Regions from separate parts of the Homo sapiens genome. Here regions 1 and 3 are each linked to region 2. A link is a loop called in an ENCODE intact Hi-C map of the cell type or tissue named here. Cell type or tissue: Panc1. All regions are shown on one strand. Each heading gives the region's core, and the rest is flanking DNA. Links, peaks and the distances in the headings are about the cores only.

What was found. Peaks named below come from ENCODE experiments on the same cell type or tissue, not always from the same donor. Only the 100,000 strongest peaks of a DNase experiment are listed, where the experiment ranks them.
Region 1: a loop joins it to region 2, with 7 times the contacts of the local background. A loop is called at or near these places in 33 of 110 quality-filtered maps.
Region 3: it touches region 2 in a loop (7-fold over the local background); 13 of 110 quality-filtered maps call a loop at or near these places.

What each region holds. Positions count from the first base shown.
Region 1 is chr9:17,060,290-17,068,363 of GRCh38, reverse strand. No RefSeq gene overlaps it. Among named protein-coding and RNA genes, the nearest start is that of CNTLN, 71 kb to the left of the region's middle. In Panc1, for the core only: CTCF peaks have their summits at 4,423 and 4,627 (motif pointing left); a DNase peak (open chromatin) is centred at 4,593.
Region 2 is chr9:17,458,780-17,466,853 of GRCh38, reverse strand. CNTLN (centlein) reads right to left here. Exons shown (of 26, transcript NM_017738.4): 20 at 3,841-3,938; 21 at 2,231-2,357; 22 at 736-873; 23 at 1-148. Among named protein-coding and RNA genes, the nearest start is that of SH3GL2, 120 kb to the left of the region's middle. In Panc1, for the core only: no CTCF peak of the experiment used is centred there; a DNase peak (open chromatin) is centred at 3,873.
Region 3 is chr9:17,219,317-17,227,390 of GRCh38, reverse strand. It overlaps CNTLN (centlein), which reads right to left. Exons shown (of 26, transcript NM_017738.4): 3 at 1,104-1,188. Among named protein-coding and RNA genes, the nearest start is that of CNTLN, 88 kb to the right of the region's middle. In Panc1, for the core only: no CTCF peak of the experiment used is centred there; no DNase peak of the experiment used is centred there.

The sequences.
Region 1 (8,074 bases), core at 2,092-7,091, 400 kb after region 2:
GATCATCTGAGCCTGGGAGATTGAGGCTGTAGTGAGCTACAATCACGCCACTGCACTCCAGTCTGGGCAGCAGAGTGCAATCCTGTCTCAAACAACAACAACAAAAAGGAATTACATCTTAGACTGATAAAAATCACAATCCTGGGAAGAATGGTCCTGCTCCCTTTAATTTTCCTATCTTCCTTGTGCCAGGTAATGTAAGTTATAAGTTCAAAGGCCTTCCCTCCTATGTGGCTGAAAGAAACATTCTGATTAAACAGATCAATTAGCAAGTGTTTTTTTTAATTGACCCCTAAAACTGTGCCAAACATTGTACTATAAATTCTACGTAAGTATTTTTCAAACTGTAGGTTGAAACCCATAAGGAAATCAATTTAGGGTCATAAAATCATTTTGGTGGGTCTCGACCAGCATTTTTTTTTACAAATAAAATGAAATAGAATTGAATAGAAAATAGCAGAGTGCATTACATATGTACATACTGAATCTCAACATAATTTGTATTTTTTTCCTGTGGTTTCCAGTACAAAATATTGAGTAATACTGTGCTACAGGGTATAGAAGAATACATATTTCTTGCTCCTAATATGCTTGAAGTCTATTTGAGAAGAATAAATTTGTGCATATGAAATAGAGAACAAGTCTATGACTATCTCTAATTCAATTCTGTTTTACTTGATGAATGTGGATGTGAATTTGAATGATTAGGGAGCTTTGACAGGTGAGTTGGTACTGTGGTTGGTGCCACTGAAAGTGAATAGAATTTGGATTTTGTGTAGGTGTGGAGAACATTTTATAAAACAACCATCACATCAGCCAGTGATTGAATAGAGCAGATAAGAAGTTTACAGAAAGACTACAAAACAAGATTTGCTTAAATTGATTATATGAGTAAATTACTTATATACATGTCCTATAATAAAATATGACCGCTCTACTACCTTCCCCTGCCACTACCTACTGGCCGTCCAACTCCTGCTCTAAATCTCAGCTTAGCTTTACTTCCCTTTCAGATGGTCCTCCTGTAATTTCTCATAGTATTCTTTTTTTTTTTTTTTTTTTTTTTTTGAGACAGAGTTTCACTCTTGTTGCCCAAGCTGGAGTGCAATGGCATGATCTCAGCTCACCGCATTCTCCTCCTCCCAGGTTCAAGCAATTCTCCTGCCTCAGCCTCCCGAGTAGCTGAGATTACAGGGATGCGCCACCACGCCCAGCTACTTTTGTATTTTTAGTAGAGACAGGGTTTCTCCACGTTGGTCAAGCTGGTCTTGAACTCCTGACCTCAGGTGATCCGCCTGCCTCGGCCTCCCAAAGGGCTGGTTACAGGCATGAGCCACCATGCCTGGCCTCTGATAGTATTCTTTAACAGCATTGTCATTGCCTATTTGCTTTTCTTTTTTTTTTTTGGAGACAGAGTCTCACCTGCTTGCTTTTCTATGCCCCCGATGACTGGCACATCTATGATGACAGTAGCTGCACCCATCTTGTTCACTTTTTCTGCCCCTGAGTCAAGCAGAGAGCTAGGTACAGTTAGCACTCCATAAACACTTATCAAACAAATAATATCCAAAAATAACTCGATATAAATAATATCCAATTTGTAACTTAGAATGTTACAAATTGTTTTGCATTTAATAAAAGTTACCATTTGCAGAGTTGAGGACTGGGTGATGAAGGATTTTTCACTCTGCAAGGCTGTATTATCTGAGAAATTTCCATAAACAGGTACTATTTTATCATTTAAAAACAGTACTAATTTTTTGTTTCAAATAAACAGAATGAGACTAAAGAATAAAAGAAAGGGCCGGGTGCAGTGGCTCACGCCTGTAACCCCAGCACTTTGGGAGGCCGAGCAAGGTGAATCACCTCAGGTCAGGAGTTCCAGACCAGCCTGGCAAACATGGTAAAACCCTGTCTCTACTAAAAATTCAAAAATTAGCCGGATGTGGTGGCAGGCACCTGTAATCCCAGCTACTCAGGAGGCTGAGGCAGGAGGATCTCTTGAACCCAGGAGGTGGAGGTTGCAGTGAGCCAAGATGGTTACCACTGCACTCCAGCGTGGGCGACAGAGAAAGACTGTCTCAAAAAAATAAAAATAAAAATAAAAGAAAGCCCGATAGATATCCAGCCAATGGGGATGCCCCTTCTTCTCTCCTTGTCAAATGCTCTCCTTGGAGAGGGGATATCCCCACTCTCTGAGGCACTTCTGCCTACTCCCAAGCCTTTTTTCCTCCTTTCAGTGAACATCTGGTATTACAGGCTTTTAAAAATTACATTAAAAAATGTCTCGACCTGAAAGTATGATAGTCTCCCATCAAGAGCATTGATTTGTCTTCTCTTTGCATTTGAGAAGGATGCATCTGTGTAAACTGGGGAACAAATTATCAACGTGAAATTAAAATTACCACTCAACTCTGAAATAACAAAAGAGTTAAAAGATTTTAAAATGAATCATTTAATGGAATAATAGTGAAAATAAGATAACTTACATATATTTCACATTTACAGCAGTGATTTTTCTTCAAATCTTCTTCAGGGTCAAAAACACTTTTGAGAAGTAGATGTAAGCCCTCCTAGTAAACATAAGGGTACTCACATCTACTTCTAATGTCACTTCAGGGAAGGCCTTACAACAAGCCATGAATGCCAGAACAAGGACCTCTGCTTTCCAATGTACATGGTGTTGTTCACATACATAATGTCACTTGATCCACATACACTTCCTACGGTTAAGTCAGGTCAGTTATCAATACAAAGCAAATACAAAAAACAGACATTTTAAGTTATTTAAAATGATTTCTCCCTCATTGCATAGCTGGTAACAGAATCCACACTAGAATATAGGTTTATATTTATAATTTCATTAATATTTTTTCTAGAGATATTTGGTTCAAATTCAAATTATAAATAAAACACTTATAAAAGGCCTTTTATAATCATATTTTGTAGGAATTTAATGTTTATTTCCCTAATGTGAAGACAATGAAGTGGTCAGAGTTCAGCATCATTACACATTTCCTTCTTGATGTTGACTCTGTACACAGTGACTCCTCTCCAAGCCCCCGCCAACTTGGCAAGCCAGAGCAGGGGAGAAAACTGCAGGTCTACCACATGGCAGGCCAGCATTCTCTCTCCAGGCCAACAGGCTATTCTGCTAATGGGCTTTTGTATTTTGTAATTAAATAAAGAAGCCATGTAATGCATGCTTATCTCTTCACTTGATGGAATTTTGGTCTGTTGAGCTACCTAAGTTATATATGTCATAAATAAGTTCCTAAATATATTAAAAATGCTTATAGATTCTGTTTTTCAGGGAAAAGGAGAGTTTGTTTTCCTTTAGGGAAAATCTAGAAATATTTGAGATTTTTTCTTTTTTTAAAAGAATAAGAACTAATGCTTTGGTCTCCCTTGATTCCCTTTGACAGTTCCTGATGTGAGGACCAATATCACTGCATCATTATGACTGATGATCATTTGTGGAGTAAACAAAAAACGGCATCCCAGGATGCACCACTTCCAGAATATCTTCTGTCTCTGAAGCCAGTTGCCACATTGCAAACATGGCAACAAATGAATTGATGATAGCATCTGCTTAATCTGGCTTTTGTCCACATGTCACAACTGTAATGTTGTTAACTGAGATTTTTTTATTTGCTCTAGTCTGGTTTCTTCACTTCCTATTCTCCAAACTGAGCTTAATTTAATCAATGTTGACTGAAAAGCTGTCAGCTTTAATGGTACTACATCTTTTTATCTTTAATGTTTAAGAAACACACAAATGTTGTCTTAATCTGAAATGGTTAATTTTTTTGACATCACATTAATATACCAAGATTGTGTCTGCTATTTGTTAAAAATTAAGAACTTACACTTGATGAAATTTTACAAAGTATCTAGGAAGTGTTTAATATCTGATATTCCTGACATACCATTTTTATGCTAATGGAAAAGCCAATAAAGTAGTAAGATTATGGCTTTACCCTGAATGACTTCAGCATTCATTTAACCTATGAAATAACCAGTTAAGCTGATATTTCATTTAAATTACAAAATAATACTTAATTCTGGAGATGAATGATAGATAATTCAGTAAGAACTTACTCTCATCTTTTTACTAGTAAAACTAATGAAAATTATGAGTCCTACTAAGAGAAAATAGATGGTCTACCTATACTATAAGATAAATCATTGACCCATTAAAAAATCAGCAAGATATGTTTATTTAAATTAGATCATTCTATAGTGAATAATAAAAACAGATCATTCTGTCCTCCAAATTAATTCCATTTATGCTTTGAATAGTTTTCATGTGGCAATATTTGTATCTCTATTTAATGCTATCAGCATTGAATTGGTGCATCATCTATCAATTAGTATGGAAACAAAATTTGAAATACAATTCATGGTTTCATCATAATGGATATGTGATTATAATCTCTTCTTTTTTAACATGTACTCCTCAAGATTAAGAATGAAGTCTTATTCATGTACAAGGGCATCACAAGCCAATATTTCAGCACATATAAGATGTTCAACAAAGACTATTTGTATGTATTGAGTTCTGTAGCTACACTGCTCTCCTCGGTGGAGTTAGAGCCCAAAGTACATGGCCAATATTGCCCTCTAGTGGTTAGCATGACTAGGTGGGTCTCAGTGCTATTGGTTCCACCTGAGGTTCTACTGGAACACTGTTTTTACATGTTTGTATATCATAGACAGCTGAGAATTTTTTTTGACAAGACAATATCTGAGATTATAAATGAAACCTAAATAAAGTATGTAGGACACGATTTGAGGGAAGCAAATTGAGTACCTCTTTGTAATATTACATACAAAACATTACACATTTTTGCCAGTAATCCCATATTTTGGGGGAGACTAATTGGATTGAATTGATGTGGTTAAAAAGAGCTTTTGAAGCACATGATAAAGGTACATAAAAAACCTATCAGAGCTACCACAATTAACATATATTTTAACAGTTACTTTTGTTATATAGCTTGCAAACTAACATGCCATAGCACAAGAGCAACTCAATCTAGAGCCATCTTTCTGTTCTTATTGTAGAAGGGAGAATAATCTTCTCCCTTTTTCTGCTATATGCTCACTTATAACAAGTGATTATCATGGCTTCTGTGGTCATCATTTCTCTTTGCATGACTTCTAGAGGGTAGTTACGGAAATGTTGCTGGATCAGGGGACAGGGGCTGAGTTGAACTGATGGCCAGCCACAAACCCTAAGAAACACAGAAATGGAATTCCTGCCCATGAAGATGCTTTCCTCTCTTGCTACAAGACCTAGGCATTTTTCTGTCTCTTCTCTACATCCTCCATTCCCCATAGCATGCAAATCCACAAGAAACAGCAGAGCTGTTTAAATGAGCTGATCCCACTCGCTGCTTGCTTAGTAGGAGAATAGGCTGTGGGCATGCCTTTCAGTTTAGTACTTACTTTCCAAACAGGATGAAACCAAAGTTATTCTCTATTCAAAAATTAAAAGGTGAAAGAAAGGGCAAAAGCATAGTATCGTCATTAATAAAACTAAGAGTGCTTGCACATGTACAGGGTACAATACTATTAACAACATTGGCAAGAATTTGGCATGGAGATATGTCCCTGGCAACTGTTTTGTGCCCTACAGCTGCACTAGGCATAACTCAAGAGAATCTAATTTGCATTACTCAGCATTAGACCTGGAAAGACCTAGCTCATCCATCAATGGTCCAGACACCAGCAGCATTTGAGGTGTAATTTGAAGTTGATGAACATTTGCTGTCTAGGAGTATACAGCTATTTTCTCTTTACACAAAAGAATCTGCACCTGTCTATTGCATTCAGGGCCAATCAGGGGTAAAAGTCTAATTTGTTTATGGTCTAGACTAGTAAAGCAATAATACACTCTTGGGTTACTCTTTTTACCCCATGATGGGAGGCCCCCTGGCCATCCCAACCTCCCAAAGACTCCACGTATTTATTCAGTGCCATGAGCTTGACACTTCTGCACTTCCTTGCCCACTCATACACCTACCACCTTCCCTGTTCTATTAACTAACACTCTTCAATAAAATCATGCATACCACTTTTCAAGGATCTTCTCACCATCATGATAAATAATGGTGATGAGTTAATCAAATTAAACATATTCAGTTATGACTTAAGTAATTTCTACAGGCTGCATAATTATCTACCTCAGGTAAGAGGTCCACAGCTGCATAAGAGCTTGAAGGGTAAGTGTCAATAATAAAAATTTCAAGTAAAACTTCACAGAGTAGATTTTTTTAAGCAAATAAACATTTTAGATTTCACAAATCATGCCTAGTTTTATCCCAATCGACCAGTGATTGCAGCACTACAACCACTTATAATAGAGATTCAACATGAGTCTCCTCGAACCTCGGTTAAATGTAAGCCATATCAAAAATCAAATCAAAATCTAAATGTGGTATCACTAGTCATGCAGAATGGCTAAAGTTTTTTATAAGTCAGAAAATAATAACTTCTGGAGAGGATGTGGGAAGACTTGATTTCTCATACACTGATATGTAAATTGATATAACCCCTTTAGCTCGTGGAATCTACCAAAGTGAAACACTGCGTATCCAGAAACTCCACTGTCAGATAGACACCTAACACAAATACCTATCTATGTTCACCCAAAAATATGTACTAGAATGTTCAGAACAGCATTGATTGTAATATCCCAGAACTAAAACTGCCTTCATGGCCATCAACTGTAAAAGGCGTAGTGTCGTATATTCACACAGTAGAATTCTATACAGCAATTTGATATATCTCAAAAACAATATTGAAATTAAAAAGCCATATACAAAAGAGAATATGCTGTATGATTTTGTTTATATAAAAGTACAAAACTGACTAAATTGTGCTGTTAAAGGGCATGATAGAGGTTACCTGCATAGGAGGAAAAGCAGAAAAAAACACAAGGGGGCACAAGAAAGGCTTCCGTGGTTCTGATTCTATTCCGTTTTTTGATGAGTGTGTTTGTTCTGTGAAAACGTATCAAGTGATATACTTAGGATAATATGTGCCTTTCTCCATGTGCATTATACTTCAATTAAAAGTCTTAATAACGTAAGCCATAACATACATTATTGAGTGTCCCCAAAAAGATTAGAGATGTAACCCCAAAATAAAGAGTTTCATTTAACTCAACGGTGATCCTGTCATTTGTAAATTTTTATAGAATCATTTTTGTATTAGTGAATAATAATTAACCTACTCATCAAATTTCCAAGGACGCATATAATTTTAAATACCTTGCTCTTGGTTATATATTGTTTTAATTTTGGATCCAGAAAATATAGTCCCTATAACTATTATGCTTATAGTCCAGTAGACAGAATTATATTAATGATCATAAATCTAGCAACTTAAATGATTTTTCTGGAATATTTTCAAGTCAATGCCCACATGTAGCATATGTAGTATATTTACAAAACCAAATTATTCACATATGTCTTTCTTTTGCCTTATTCCTTATTATGATGACGTAGACAAAGAAAGTCTACAAAATGACATGGAAATGCTTTAAGAAGAAATAAAAGTTGTTCCTAGATCAATGCTACTAACAGTCAAAGTGGTAATATTAAGCATCTTGCCAAAACAATTAACAGCTAATCATGTCTGGTGATCTGTGGGTTGTCAGTGGGAGTTAAGAAAATGATGAATAAAAGTGACAGATAAAGACCAAAGCCAGTAGATCAGTGTGCTAAAGATAAGACTTGATTTTATCCTCACACCTGGTCAGATTGAACCTCCTCCAGTCAAATTAACCCACTACCTTATCATTTCATCCTCTTTAACACTTTCATGCTATTCTGTCCAGAAATAAACCCAACTGCAGCTCAAGAATGCAATTTGTTTGGAAACTAATAACTTGTATAAGCATTGCCTACGGATAATTCTTTTATTTCTTTATGGGTGAGTTGCAGGAAGATACCTTCTTTGTCCAGTTGCATTAGCTCCGAATTACTGACCTTATCCTCTGTACCCACTTACTAGAGCAGAGCTTCTGAAACTTTAATGCATATACCAGTCACTTGGAGATCATTAA
Region 2 (8,074 bases), core at 1,175-6,174:
CTAACAGCAATGTCTTCTGTGCACCTTCTAGGACCTGTTCACTTTGCAATGCTAATTCTTGAAGCTGCTTAGATGCTGCTGTTTCAATTTCTGCCATTGCAGATTCAGTCTCACTTATTCTTGATACTAGGAGAGTAAGCTTGAGATCCTGCAAAAGATCAGCAGTCATAAAATAAAAGATATTTTATAAACAGATTTGGAAGAGTTAGTTATACATGTCAAATAAGGAAAATATTTTATTATTCTCTCTATGTATTTATTATTTGGGTAAAATTAATGATTATTTTCATTAACTTTCAATAAAACATCCTAAGTACATATTCTCATATACTTATCATCTAAATTAGTTTATGATTTTTAAAGATTACAAATAATTAAAAGCATGGAAGCTATTTTAGACCAAAAGATCCTCCACATAACATGGAAACATTTAGTTTGAAAGTTTAAGTGGGCCTACAAAATTTAGATCTACTTGTATAAATACCAGTGTTCAATAATAGTTTTCATTTCTTAAAAACTATCAAGACAAACACAACCTGTTTTCTCTAATACAGAAATATCTTTAATGTTAAACCAATGTTTGGCGTTTCATGTAGAGATACAAATCCTCTTTGCACTTATCTGAAGTGTTTAAGTAGCTTGTGGTTTTGGGAAGGAAAAAGCAACAATGTTAAAAATGAAACAAACACGATTATATTCCATCTGTAATCTAAAATGCCCTTTTTAAAAGCATACCTTTTTTTCTAACTCCTCTTTAGATTTCTGATACATCTGTTCATACTGTGACTTTTCTTTTACAGCAACGTTAAGTCTTTGCTTTAGTGAATCAATTGATACCTTCTTGTTGGAACATTCTTCAGTTAATGTCTTTACCTACATTAAAAGCATAAAGGTAATTATTATTGTTGAAGGCATTCTAGTAATATACTGTGTTTGTTCCAACAGAAACTAAATGAGTGAATGAGTCTACTTCCATTTATTTTCTCATAACGCTATCAAATTCAAGTATTATACTTACAGAACTCATATTATGAATGAAAGTAACAATCCTTAAATCAGTAACAAAAACTAAAATTGCACACAAACTAAATGAATACTGGTATGTTTATTCTTGCACCCAATAACACAATATTAATGTTCACTACATATCCATTAATTACTAATCTAAACTTCCTAAGGCAGGAGATGATTGTTTTGACTCTGAAACAAGCCAAGTTAAAGGTAACTTTCCATTGTATTCTCTAAAATAACTATTACATACCTTTTTTTGGATGAAATAAAACAATAGGATATTTTATATATATATATAGCTTATTTATAAGATTATAATATGTGTATGTAACTCAAAGCATAACAGAAAAAATAGTTTTTCAGTTTAATGCCACTAAAGATATATGTTATTTATATAAAGATTCCAAGGCTATGTATGAAATTATTATTGAAGTTAAAAAATAGCAAAATTGAAAGGATAACATTGAAAAAGCCTATAGGAAGTGATTTTAACTTGCACAGATGTGTGGAAGAGAAGAGAAAGAAAATCCATATGGATTTGTCATGCTCATGTAAAAGTTTCTTTCTTAAATCAATTTGACCTAAGAGATACTTAAATTTTCATTTTCAACAAGGAAAGTAAAGGAGATGTTCTCTCAGGTGTGGATAACATTTAGTGAATGCCAAAGCACAGGGTGCTTTATGAGTTGTGAAAAAAGCACCTTCAAAAAAAAAAAAACAAAAAAAACCCTTCTACTTTGGGTCATATATTACGTAACTACTTTAACTACAACTCCCTTTGCATGTACAACTCCATTCCCATGTAAAATTCATTAAGGGTATCCAAGAAGAAAGTACATTTTTAAAGAACTTCTGATAGTTATAGGTAATCAAGTTTTCACTAAGAAATATAAGCTTGATTCTATCATAAATTACAGTTTTAAATAAAATACTGAATAAAATGTAATTATGTATCCTAGAAATATTGAGGATTTTTAATCTTCTCATGGGATATTTATAAATAGAAACAGAATGTGTGGCCATATTATGTATGAGGTTTTAGAGAATTGAATTTTAAAATAAATAATGTACTTTCAGAGCAAAGAGTGTTACTTTGTAACAGTAAATACATATCCTATCAATATTTTCTATACATTTATTAGGATTAAATGTTTGTGGTAAGAGAGTAATTACAACAGGAAGTGATATTTTTAGTGTCAGTAAAGATAAAAATTGATACCTTTTTATCAAGATTTTGTAACATTTCACTAAAACTCTTGTTACTTTCCAAATTTACTTTCTGTCGAAATTTCAAGTCCTCTATCAAATGTCTTTTCATAGTTATATCCCTCTCCATTCGAGATATCCTTGAAAAAAAAAAAGGTGACATCAAGAGTGACAGAAAATACCTTAACAGTGGTGATATCTTACATTTTATCCAATATTATACCTACTGTTACTTTTTAAATGCTACGTGATATTGACACTGTAAATCAGTAAAATGAATTGCACTGCATAAGATATTGTTCTTTTAATATTTTGAACACTTGTAAAATCTATAGTTGTGACTTGGTAATTATATAATTACATATATGTATTAAAACAAAATATATAAGAAATGAGAAAAATTAATAACACTTATGAAAACTTAGAACTATTTCATTTAAATTACATTTTTACATTGCTGTGAAAAATCAAAGTGATATATGAAGATAATCAAAAGCATAAAAATGATAAGAAAAAAATCTTATACTTCAATAAACAAATGCAAACTCTTGTAATGAAACTAAATTAGCCATAATATCTTCTAATTTAATATAATTTGAGATTCAATCCACACAGCTGTTTAGCATAAGTTGATGAACTATTAAGTATAAAATGGTAGATGCTGTGAGAACCACTGCTACTGCTGCTGCTGCTGCTGCTACTACTAAAACAAGAATGACAATAGCTAACATGTATCGAAGGCTTACAATGTTCCAGTCACTGTTATAAGTGCTTTACATGTATTAACTCATTTATTCCTCGTAAGAACCTAATTTAATATTATTAAATTTAGGCATAGGCCTAGTAGGTAGGGAAGCCAGGATTCAAAGAGTGTTAATCTAGAGCCCTGTTAAACAATAAGCAAGACTTACTCTTAATTGATAAATAAACTTCAAAATATTATCAGTTAAAAAATTAACCAAGCTTTTTGTCTAATGCTTTTATCTATTCATATCACTTTTAAGTGCTCTTCACTTATAATGAGGTCTACAGGTGTGTTTGTGAGATACATATATCTCAAATGTATCAGTGACAACTGGAATTCTATCTAAACATCTTACTATTTCTAAGCAATAGTGTAGCTTTGAAAGATACAGAAAGAAAATAATTTTGATTCAGTGGGATAGAGCATTTAAAATCTTTGTACTGATAAACACAAGAGTACAAACTTCCATAACCTCCAGTTATTTTAAACACAAACAAAACTTTCCTTTTTTTACCTTAGCTTTATAAGCTTAGGCATTAAATCCAATACAAATACTAATCATATATTTGGGGGGCCAAATAACCACCACGTTGTAAAGTTTTTCATTCATTGTCTCGAAGCCATTAATTTGTATTTATTCAAAATTAAATATGTTTAATAACGGAAATTTAACTTCATCATTATCTAATTTAAAAAAGTAAATAGCTTGCCATTAATCATGCTATACATAGTATTCCTTAAACTTTCATCTTAGGTAGGTTTAAATATGAACTAGGGAAGGAAAACGTAAACATTAGCAGTTTCTTGGAGCACGTTTAATAGAGCTGGTTGCCACTAGGTGGCACCAAATACAATGGATAGAAATACAAAAACCATACTTTTCATGCATTTCCTTTATGTGTTCTTCTTTTGCTAGGAGTTCAAATTTCAAAGTCTTCACATTTGATGACTGTTTAGTGAGTTCATTAGTAGCATTCTAGATTAAAAATAGAAATAAATTTAAATATACCTTACAACCTTGGTCTAAGGCAGCATAAAAATAAGTGCCATTCTAAAGAAGAATACCTCTACAATAATTATGGTAAACAATAATTAAAATGAATATTTTAATATTTTAAATGCTTTATTTTATATGCTGTAATAGAAATAATAATACTAAAACTTTTATATAACATGCCAAACTATAGAGGAACACAATCATTTAAGAATTGCAAAGAGTATGTATCCAAAATACATTTACAGGAAATATGAGTTGTCCTGGTATAATGTAAATATGTGAATAATTAAGAATTTTAATGATTTAAGAAGATCACTTAAAACAAATACTGGATTTACTAACATCTTAGACGAAATATGGTCACAAATGCTTTGCTGCTCATCAAGCAGGGGAATCCATTTCCTAACCCACTGAACGTAGTCTGGCTTGTGACTTGCTTTGTCGAAAAGAATGCAGCAGAAATGAATTGTGTAAATTTCAGTTCCCAGGCCTTAAAGCTTTGTGGCTTCTCTCTTTCCCTTCTTGGAATGCTGCTCCAGGATCACCTTGCTAGGAATACAGTTGATGTATCATGTGGAAGTGTACCAAGGTACTCCAGCTGACAGGTAGTAGACCAATTGTCCGATCTATGAGTGAGGCTATTTTGTATCTTCCAACTAGGGAAATCTTTGGTTTGAAAAAATCCAGGGATATGAGGTAGCCCAGAAGAGACCAGCAAAAGAACTTCCCAGTCAACCCACAAAATCTTAAGAAATAATAAACTGTTGTTTTAAGCCACGATGTTTCGGGATAGTTTGTTAGAGAATAATGGTAACTGATAGAAAACCTCATGAATACTCAATCCTTCTTTACTTGAAGTTATTAATAATGCTACTTATTACATTATTTGTAAATAATTATTAGTTTTTCAAAGCAAAACATGTTTGTTCTGTGGTATTTGTTGTCAGTAGAGCCTAGGAACCAGAGGTGGTAACTAGAGTGTTAGAACACCTTTCAATTTTGACTCTAGTTCCAACTAAATGTGTAATCTAAGACATCACTTAGTCTTTTTGGTATTTAGTTTTTCCACACTCAAGATAGTGTTGACATACTCACATTAATCCATTTGTTAAGTTTTAAAGGTATTAAATGAATATAAATATAATAAAATATAATAGCTTTTAAAATATTTGGAGTAGTTATTTAGCTAATATTTCTAAACTACAATAAATTTTTTCTATTAGAACTATTCCTAGGTTTGGATGTTTGACTCATGCTAAAAATAATTTGAATTTGAAAAGATTAAACTATTAATTACCCAAGGTAAATGTAATTCATCAGACTGACTTTAAATATCTCATGGGTATAACATACAAATAAAACATTTGAAATAATTTTAATTTTTACATGAAACATTAATTTTTCTTAAAAACCCAAAGCTACCTCAACATGGTAACTCTTTTGAATGTTATGTTTTGATCAAATGTGTGTGTAATGTAATCAAAATTTCTACCATATTTTGCACGTTTACAGTGATGTATTGTGTCTTATTTCCAGCACTGCCTGAATAACATGTTCCACACTAGTCACACTAGTCAATTTATCAAATAATTGAAGCGTTTGCTTCAATCATTAATTTTCAATTCTTTCTCTGATGATTGTTCATTCAGTTAGAAATACGGACACCCATGATTATGCTAAGCTAATAGTGATATGTTAATATAGTGATATCATATCATAAATATTATCACTATAAATTATATATGATATACTAATATGTATTATATTATCACTATACTATAATATAGTGATGGCTTTAGGGACTACTGTGATATAAACGTCTACTTATCGCTCCTCTAAATGGTCCCAGACTGTGCTTTTCTAATTTTGTATTTACCTTAACATTTTCATATTGCCTTTTTTTCTCTGTCAATCTTTTGTTTGTAATTTTTTGCTTCTGTGTCATTATTCCTGCCTAAAAACAATCATCCTACCCCTTAATACGCATACTTCTAGTGTGCTGCACTGAAGGTGTTTTCTGCTGAGAAGTAAAATAAACTTAGAATTGTATTTAAAATAAAAGATACAGGCAGTAAATAAAGCCTGACAGTATCTTCAATGCAATGAGTTAAGTAGATATTAAGATAACTAGTTGATTCTTTTCTGTTTTTAGACTTAAGGCTGTATTATGTGGCTGAAAATGCTGTTAACTCTGACTTGGAGAATTGAGAGAAAAGCAATTTATAATAAATAAAACAATGCCAGGTTGAGATACACTTTGGCCAAGATCTCTAAATCTAACAGCTATTTCATTTGATCCTCAAAAATTTTTATCAGATGGGTAGAAAGGTATCCCTGCTTTAGACCTCTAGAGAAGTTAAGTAATTTCCTTGACCAGGTTGACGAGAAGTTAATGGCCAAAAAGTGATCGAAACCCAGCTCCTTTGTCCCTTTTCCATTCCCTACTATACAATATATATCTGTAACATAACTTAAAATCTGGTAATTTCCTTGTAATACATCCTTTGATGTATGATGTGAAACACACACATCAAAAATGTCACAATGGTAAAAAGTCATCCCTGTTACAGCTTTCCTATACTAAGTTTATTGAATATTTTTTTAAAATTTGCATAGTATAGTAATTAGGAGCATGGACTATGGAGCCAGATGGTTTGAGTTCTCATCTCGGCTCTATGTACAGTACTTGTGTGATCTCGGACAAGTAACTTATTCTTTCTGTGTCTCAGTTTTCTCAACTGTAAATGAACCAGAGACATCAGAAAAGTATATGTAAAATTACACAGAAAAGTCTAATATTAACTGGATAGTATAGAAAAGATGTATATAAACTTTTAGTATATTCGAATCTAGCCAATTTTCTCAATTAAGTCTAAAAACATTAAGTAGAAAATAAGCTACTTATTAGAAAATCACTATATTAGCAGTTTGATATCTGTTATGTGCTAAATTCTGTTTCCCCTAAACAAATTAGTATGTAGAAGTTCTCACCGAACCCTCAGTACTTTAGAATGTGACTGTATTTGGAGATAAGGCCTTTAAACAGATAATTCAGGTAAAATGAGGTTATTAGGGTGGAATCTAATTCAGTCTGAGTGGTGCCTTTATAAAAAGGGAAATTAGGACACAGACACATAGAAGGAAGACCATGTAAAGACACAGGCAGAAGACAGCCATCTACAAACCAAGGAGAGAGGCCTCAAAAGAAATGAAAACTGTTGACACCTTGATCTTAGACTTCCAGCCTTCAGAACTGTGAGAATAATATATACGTTTGCTATTTAAGATAACCAGTCTGTGGTATTTTGTTACGGAATCTCTACAAACCAGCATCAAAACAAAAATTTTTAGTAGTAGACAATATTATGTACTTAAAGGTACTTGGTCTTCTAGGAAATTTCTATGTGAAAACATGAAACAAGACAAAAGTAAAAACTTATCCTTTTTGTCCCTATACAGTTTGGTCAGTGTTCCAAGACTCTATGTTAGATTATGGACAATCACTTCACACTAATTGCTTTAGTTCTCTTTCTGACTCACACATTCCTCCAAAGCAAGAGAGAGATTTGTATGTGGGGTAAAAACTTATACCATGGAAAACCATAATGCAAAGAACTTACAGACACTCATATGGATCTATTATTACCAAAAATTATTAGACCATTTGTAGTAAGTAAAATAAGTAAAATATAAATCAACTAAAAACTGTTTATGTAAAAATTATAAATTATGATTTATGTATAAATCAACTTAAAACTATTTATGTCTTTTAGAAGTCAGATTAGACAATACTGGACCTAGCACTCTATTTTATCTTGGTGAAAAACAAAGTTATATCAGAATCATGAGGACTTAAATATATGAAGAATCACAGAAGTAAGAATTAAAGTCTATGTGATAGATAAGATCAAGGAATAGCTCAATGATTTTATCTTCTCTATATGAAACCTTAACACTGAAATGTTCAGTTTACACATTTTATCCCACATTTTCAGAGACACATTTTAGGATTCATGCCCCGAAATTGCACAACACTTCTTCCTTCACATTTCTAATATTTTATAAGTTATTTAAGATTATAAAATGTTGTGACTGACCCAAGTTATACACATAAA
Region 3 (8,074 bases), core at 2,092-7,091, 240 kb after region 2:
CCACATGCACTTTTGCAGTGATTACATACTGATTATATAATCACACGTAATTTTACATATTACATATACATATAATTATATGTAATTGTATAATTTACTGATTATACATAAAAGATAGGACTGTACTTGATATAGTTTGAATATCTGTCCCTGCCCAAATCTCACATTGAATTGTAATCCCCAAAGCTGAAAGTGGGGGCTGGTGAGGGGTGTTTGGGTCATGAGGGTGGATCCCTCATGGCTTGGTGCTGATTTTGCATAGGGAGTGAGTTTTCATGAGCTCTCGTTGTTTAAAAGTGTGTGGCATACACCCAGTAATGGGATGGCTGGGTCAAATGGTTATTCTAGTTCTAGATCACCGATGAATCGCCACACTATGGCACATGTATACCTATGTAACAAACCTGCACGTTGTGCACATGTACCCTAGAACTTAAAGTATAAAAAAATATATATATAAAAATTAAAAAAATTAAAAAAAAGTCTGTGGCACCTCCCTCACCATGCCCTGTCTCTCTCTCTTGCTCCTGCTATAACCATATGAAGTGTCACATGCTTTGCCTTCTGACATGAGGCCTTCCCAGAAGCAGATGTTGCTATGCATCCTGTACTGTCTGCAGAACCATAAGCCAATGAAACCTCTTTCTTATTAATTACCCAGTTTCAAGTATTTATTTGTAACAGTGGAAGAACAGCCTAATATAGTACTAACACAAAAATACAAGTTTTAAGTGTAAATAATAGGATCTCAATTTTTATCTTTTCTACAAATAAAACCATCTGAAAATTTACAAGTTTCAGAAGTAAATGATAACTGCTAATAATGTCAAAATTCAACAAAATAAAGAATAATAGCTAGATACTATTATAAAACTGTAACATTAGATGAAGAGTTATAATCTATTAATTCAGAAAACAAAAGGGTACAAGAGAAGTATTAATGATGAAGAATAATCTTACTAGTGACTTCAAAATAGTAATGCTTTAACATAAGGACCCTGATATTCTCAATAAACACTATTGCAAAAAAATAAAAATAATTTTGAAGATCTACTACCCAAAACAAATATAGTTAATTTAAATATTTTTATTATAACACCAACCTGTTCAAATTCTTGTATTTTGGCATCCTTGACTTGCAGAATTTCTAGAACTTTTCTGTCTTTAGCTTCAGATTTCTGTTTTTCTCTAGATATAAAATATAGAGAGTTTATTAGTCATAACTGGTAGCTAATACTTTAAATTTTCATATCCCAAATATTAATATCACTTTAAAATATAGAAAATTAAATCATCTTGAGTTGACCACATGGCAAGTGACAGCAACTTACAACTGCTGAAAACTAAGACAACTTCATACTAAAAGAACAGTTTCATTTCTAGATTTAGGTATATGATAAAAATTACATAAAACATAGTTTAACCTTGATTGCAATAACCATACTGTCATCGCTTTGAAAATAATTACAATTAAGTAAACATGTTCTTGTTAATTTAAGCTTTCATATACACAATTATATTAAGGATAAAATTTACCATTTTTTAAGAGTCTCAAAAGAGAGAGTGACAGAGATTTACTTATAGTCGATACCCTATAACTAGAATTTTTTGATTTCTGACACCTTCCTATACATTTCTAGTCTCTGAGAATACTATTAACTAAACTAAATGGTAGTTGTACAATCAAAGCATAGTTCTCTGGGAAACAGAAAATCACAATACTTGTAAAGAATGACTATCTTCTAAAACAAATATAGCTTTTAAACAAATATAGCTTTATAAAGCAAAGGAGGAAAAGGGAAAGGAAGGAACAAAGGTCTGAAGAGACTGTATAATCAGGCTGACACCAGTCAATTTATATTATAAATAAGGGGAAATTGATTGGACACTGATTTACATTTTTTAAAAGGTCACAAATAAAATACATGGTATTCATAGAAAAACATAAATAATTAAACAGACAAATCTATATCTGTGAGAATCACAAATTAAACAAAAATAGAAAACTATAAATGGGGATGAAGCTACTATTTGCTGTCCCCCAGAGCCAGATGCAGGCTGAGGTGGAAAGGAGCTTGACTTCTGGGGTTAATAGGGAATACAAGTGCCTTACCCAGTATGCAGAAGCACAACCAGGCTCATTGTGTGGGATGGGAATGCTAACTCATGAAATGAAGCTGGAAAAAAGCTTCTGCCCATCCTTGCCTAGAACCAAGGCTTATATTAGAGTCTAGAAAGGCAAAAGTTTATAGATGTAGCTCCCCAATCAAGAGTTGAGCCAAAACACCCTGCAACTGAGGCTAGGTGTAGCAAAACCTCTATAAAACCTATTTCAGGAAAGAGACTAGGGTGAGATTGACAATTTAAAGGCAACTATAAAATTTCTAGAAAAAAAGATAGGCATTAGTTAAGGACGTGGTGGTGGAGAAAGAGGAGGAAGTAAACAGTAACAATAACAGCAATCTTCCCTCTTGAGATATGACCCCAAACAAAAAAATTCAAAATACATGAATCCCCATACACTGACATACTAGTTCAAGTCAAAAGATGCAATCCTCTAGAAAAAATAAAAATAACCAAATATAATGAAAAAGACTACAATAAGTAAGTTAAAGGTCCGTAAAGACAAAAGAATAACTAATGTTAAAAGTAAAGCTGAGAGATGAAACACAATCAGGTAGATGTAAAGAAGCTATTAAAATCTTGAAGATAAAAAATTATAATCACTGAAGTAAAAAACAACTAAATGGACTAAGCTCAAAACTAGACACAAAAAGAGATTAGTGAAATAAGGGATAGTAATAAGGGATTCATCCAGAACACTACACAGGAAAATAGTGAGATTAAAAACATGAAAACACAGTTGAGACAAGTTTCTTTGGGAAACTCCAACATATGCCTACAACATTCCAGAAGTAATAACTATGGGGATGAAAAATAAAGCAATATTTCAGGAGGTAACTGCTGGGAATATTTTAGAATTAAATAAAGTTCTCAGATTGAAGGAATACCTACCAGAATAAATAAAAGTCACATCTAATACATTAATCCATCACTCATTCAAGTATTTATTGCACATTTATTATATAACAGTCATTGGACTAGGGACTAGAGATATTGGAGGGAACAAAATAAACCAAGTTGCTGCCTTCATGGAATTAACATTTCAGTACATAGATAATGAAGATAAATAATACATAGTATGTCAAATTGCTATCAGTATAATAAGGACAATAAATTAGGGTAACGAAGAAAGGAATTCCCAGTCCTAGAGAAGCTGGGAGTGAAACGAAGGTTGTTGTTATTTTATATAGAATAGTTAACATGTAACTCTCCTTAAAAGTAATATTATATTTGAGGAGAGATCTAAAGGAAGGAAGGAAGAGTCATGAAGACCCTAGGGAAGAGTTTTCCAAGTCAAGTCATGGAACTAGTAGCAAGAGCAAAGACACAAGAGCAAGAGCAATTGGTATATTCAAAGAACAGCACGGAAGTACACACATTTATAGTAAAGTAGATAAGGAAATGGTAGCTAAGAACAGAGAAATCACTGGGGATAAAATAATATGTGGCCTTCTAGGCCCTGTGAAATTTGGATCTGAAGTGAAATGGGAAGGCAATGAGCAGAGAAATAACATATAACATTCTAAGAGTATCAATGGCTGGTGGGTTGAGGACAGACCTTAAGGGTCAAGGGAGAAAGCAAAAAGACAAGTTAGAAGGCAAATGAAACAGCCAGGTAAAAAAGAAAGGTGAATTGTACATGATAGGCAGATGCAGTGGCATTGAGAAGTGATTAAATTTTGGATATTTTTAAGGTAGAGCTAACAGGATTTCTTGATAGAAAAGTGAGGAATGTCTCCCAAGCTTTTGCCTACACAACTGGAAGAATGGAGCAGACATTATCTGAGACACAGAGAAGAAGTTTGGTGGACGGACACAAGGATTTCAAATGTGGACATACTAAGTTTGAGATGCCTAATCAACATCCAAGAGGAGTAGGCAGTTGAATTAAAAAGTCTGGAATCAGTAAAAAAGTTAAGGCTGGAGATACAACTTTAGGAGTCATCCAAATACCGTAGTTCCCCCTTACCCTCAGTTTCACTTTCCATGGCTTCAGTTACCAGCAGCCAACTGTGATCCAAAAATATTAAATGATAAGTTCCAGAAATAAACAATCCATAAGCTTTAAATTGCAGTGCTGTTCTGAATGCATGAAAAAACTTGCACTGTCCAAGTCCCAACTCACGTAGGACATGAATCATCTCTTTGTCGAAAGTATCCATGCTATAAACACAACCTGCCTATTACCGTGTAGGAAAAAACGTAGTGTACATAGGGTTCAGTGCTATCCATGGTTTCAAGTACCCGTTGGGAGGCTTGGAACGTATCCCCCATGGATAAGGCAGACTACTATATTTTTAAGACCATAAGGGTAGATAAGTTCACCTAGGGAGTGATTTTGCATAAAGAAGTATGAGGATTCAGTCCTGGAACATTTCAACATTTATAGATTAGTAAGATAAGGAAAAAACATCACATGAAACTAAGAAGGATAAGCCAGTAATTTAAGAGAATAAAGAGAAAGAGCTAAGTGAATAGAATTTAGTAGAAAGGAATGATCAAGTATACCAAATGCTGCAAACACACTAAAGACTGAGAAATGACTGTTGGATTTAGCAATATTAATGTATTAGTCTGTTTTCACACTGCTGATAAAGACATACCCGAGACTGGGAAGAAAAAGAGGTTTACTTGGACTTACAGTTCGACATGGCTGGGGAGGCCTCAGAATCATGGCAGGAGGTGAAAGGTACTTCTTACACATGGCAGCGGCAAGAGAAAATGAGGAAGATGCAAAAGCGGAAACCCCTGATAAAACCATCAGATCTCCCTTGCTTTCATATACCACGATATTTCACTACCACGAGAACAGTACAGGGGAAACCACCCCCATGGTTCAAATTATTACCCACTAGGTCCTTTCCATAACACATTGGGAATTATGGGAGTACAACTAAAGATGAGATTTGGGTGGAGACGCAGAGCCTAACCATATCAATTAAGGTCAGTAGTTGATATCTTGACAAGAACTATTTTAGAAGGATGGTGATTACAAAGCCTAATTAGAGTGAGTTCAAGTGAGAAAGAAAAACACAGAAATACTGAAAAGTACTCTTCAGAGAAATTTTGCACAGAAAGGAGCAGAGAAATGGCAAAATAGTTCAAGGGAAATATGAGATCACAAGAGTTTGTTTTTGTTTTTGTTTTTTTTAAACATGGGAGATAAGACAGCCTGTGTGTATGCTGACAGGAATGATCCAGGGCAGTGAGAGACACTGATAATGCAGGACAGAAAAGAGAACTGCAGTCCAACATCTTTGAATCCTTGAGGCTTGAAGCGTACATATAGTTTGTTCGGCCTTAGGTAAATATAAACAGTTCTTCCAAAGAAATAAAAAGAGAGAATATGAGAACAGATTCAGATATGTTGGTAGATACAGTTATGGGAAGGAATAAAAGCTCCCTTCTAAGAGTTTCCACTTTCTCAATGGTATATGAAAGCAAGGGTATCCAACAGCTGAAAGTAAGAATGGGAAAAGAAGTGTTGGAAGTTGAGAAAAGAGAAAACAAAACATTCTAGGATACTGAGATAGTAAGCGGGCCAGGAAAAAATAGGATGATGAACAGGCAGTACTGAGGGCCACTTAAAATTAGTGGTCATAAATTTATACAAGATCATTGTCATCATGGTTCAAGGTCTTTCTCAAGCCAAGTTTAGCCCTTTGGATGTAGGCACACAAAAGGCGGAGAATTGGAATAAACCACACTGGAAATTTTGCAAACATGTATATTATGATGATTTATTTTTACCATTTGCACTTTATCTTGCTTTATTATTTTGTTGTCTACTTACCATACGTTAATAGTACATTTAATACATAATTGCAATCCATTATGTACAACTAGGCCTTCTTTTGTTTCTTATATTAATAATAAAATATAATGTACTTTCAGAAACTGATGAATTTCTGCCCCTTTTTATTTTATGTTTTGGCGTTGCCTATCGATATATCTGCCATTTTATATTTTAGTGTGTTTTTATTGATTTATACAACTATTTTATGTTAAAATATATGAACTTTACCTATAATTTGTCACTAATATATTATCTCAAATTACCACTTGAATGTTTAGCTTATCATTATAAAATCAGAAGTACTGCAAAAGAATACTAAATCTATTAGAGGTATATACATTAGGAGGAAAATAACAGGATCCCAAAAGTTAGGGCATTATAGGATTTACCCAGGGACAAAGACCCAGATCATGAAAGTCAAAGCATTAACTACAGTCAGATAGTTCCTTTGTAAGTTCTTTTCCAGATATACCATGAATCTATTTTTAACTGTCCAGGAATTAGTTTAATTTATAGGGTTACAAAGGAATATAAATCATTCCATATAAAGACATATGCACCCATATATTCACTGCAGCACTGTTTACAATAGCAAAGACATGGAATCAACATAAATGCCCATCAATGATGGACTGGATAAAGAAAATGTGGTACATATACACTGTGGAATACTACAAAGCTATAAAAAAGAACAAGATCATGTCCTTTGCAGGGACAGGGATGGAGCTGAAGGTCATTATCCTCAGAAAACTAATGCAGGTAGAGAAAATCAAATATTGCATGTGCAACATGTTCTCGCCTATAAGCGGGAGCTAAATGATGAGAACCCATGGCTGCACAGAGGGGAACAACACACACTGGGTCCTATCAGAGAGTGCAGGGTGGGAGGAGGTAGAAGATCAGGAAAAATAACTAATGGGTACTAGGCTTAATAAGTGGGTGATAAAATAATTTGTATAACAAAACTCCCATGACACAAGTTTACCTTTAAAGTTTACCTAAAAAACATTTAACTACATTACAAACCTGCACATGTACCCCTAAACTTAAATGTTTTTAAAAAAACTGTACGGTTAGTCTTTATAATCCCCTCTTCTATAATAAACTTAAGATCCCCACTAATGTCCAAATAAATTCTGGTAGTACTTTTAAATGAGATACGGATAATACTAGATTATGTGACACCAAACCCAAACAAAAGCATTATTACAGCTTCCAAATGAGCTTGATACTAGGCTAATTATCTCCTATGACACAAGTATGTACACATACTCACAGTCTAACTAGTGGTTAGGTTGCCAGAGCACGAGCATCATCATCACCCAGGTTAGAAATGCATGTTCTTCAGCCCAATCCAGATGCACTGAATCAAGAACTGTAAGAGTGGGGGCCCAGCAATCTGTGTTTAACAAGGTGCTATGGACTGAAGGTTTGTGTCTCCTCAAAATTCATATATTGAGGCCCTAATAACCAATGTCATAGTATTTGGAGGTAGGCCTATGAAAGGCAATTAGGGTCATGAGGATTACTCCTTCATGAATGGGAGTAGCACCTTAATGAGAGGGGACACTAGAGAGAAGATCTCTCGGTGTCATATGAGGATACAACAAAAAGGCAGCCATTTACAAAGAGCCCTCACCAGAAACCACATTGGCTAGCATTTTAATTTTGTACTTCCTGGAACCATGAGAATAAATGTTTGTTATTTAAGCCACCCAGGATTCTGTTTTAGCAGTCAGAACTGACTAAGACACAAGATCTCAAGCGATTCTGATGCACACTAAAGTGTGAGAGTCACCAAAATAACAATAACACACTTCCCAGTAGATTAATCTGAGTGACATAATATTGAAAAAATGGGTCATAAGTGCCATATAAAATAAAAACTTCAAAAATATACCTGAATGGTATATCTTATAACCAAAAACCTCCAAAATTGACTAATATGTTATAATTTTGAAATTGAAAGATAATCAAAACTCAAAATATGGCAATTTGTCTAGCAGCTCCTCCTGGTGGTATGAGATGTCTAACATTTTCATAACAGGAAAATGCTCCCAAGATAAAATGGTGCTGTAACAGGAATACAATATTTTCTACTTGAAAAAATAAAATTTTTAAATATTGTTTCAAGTTTATAATGTCACCAACCAA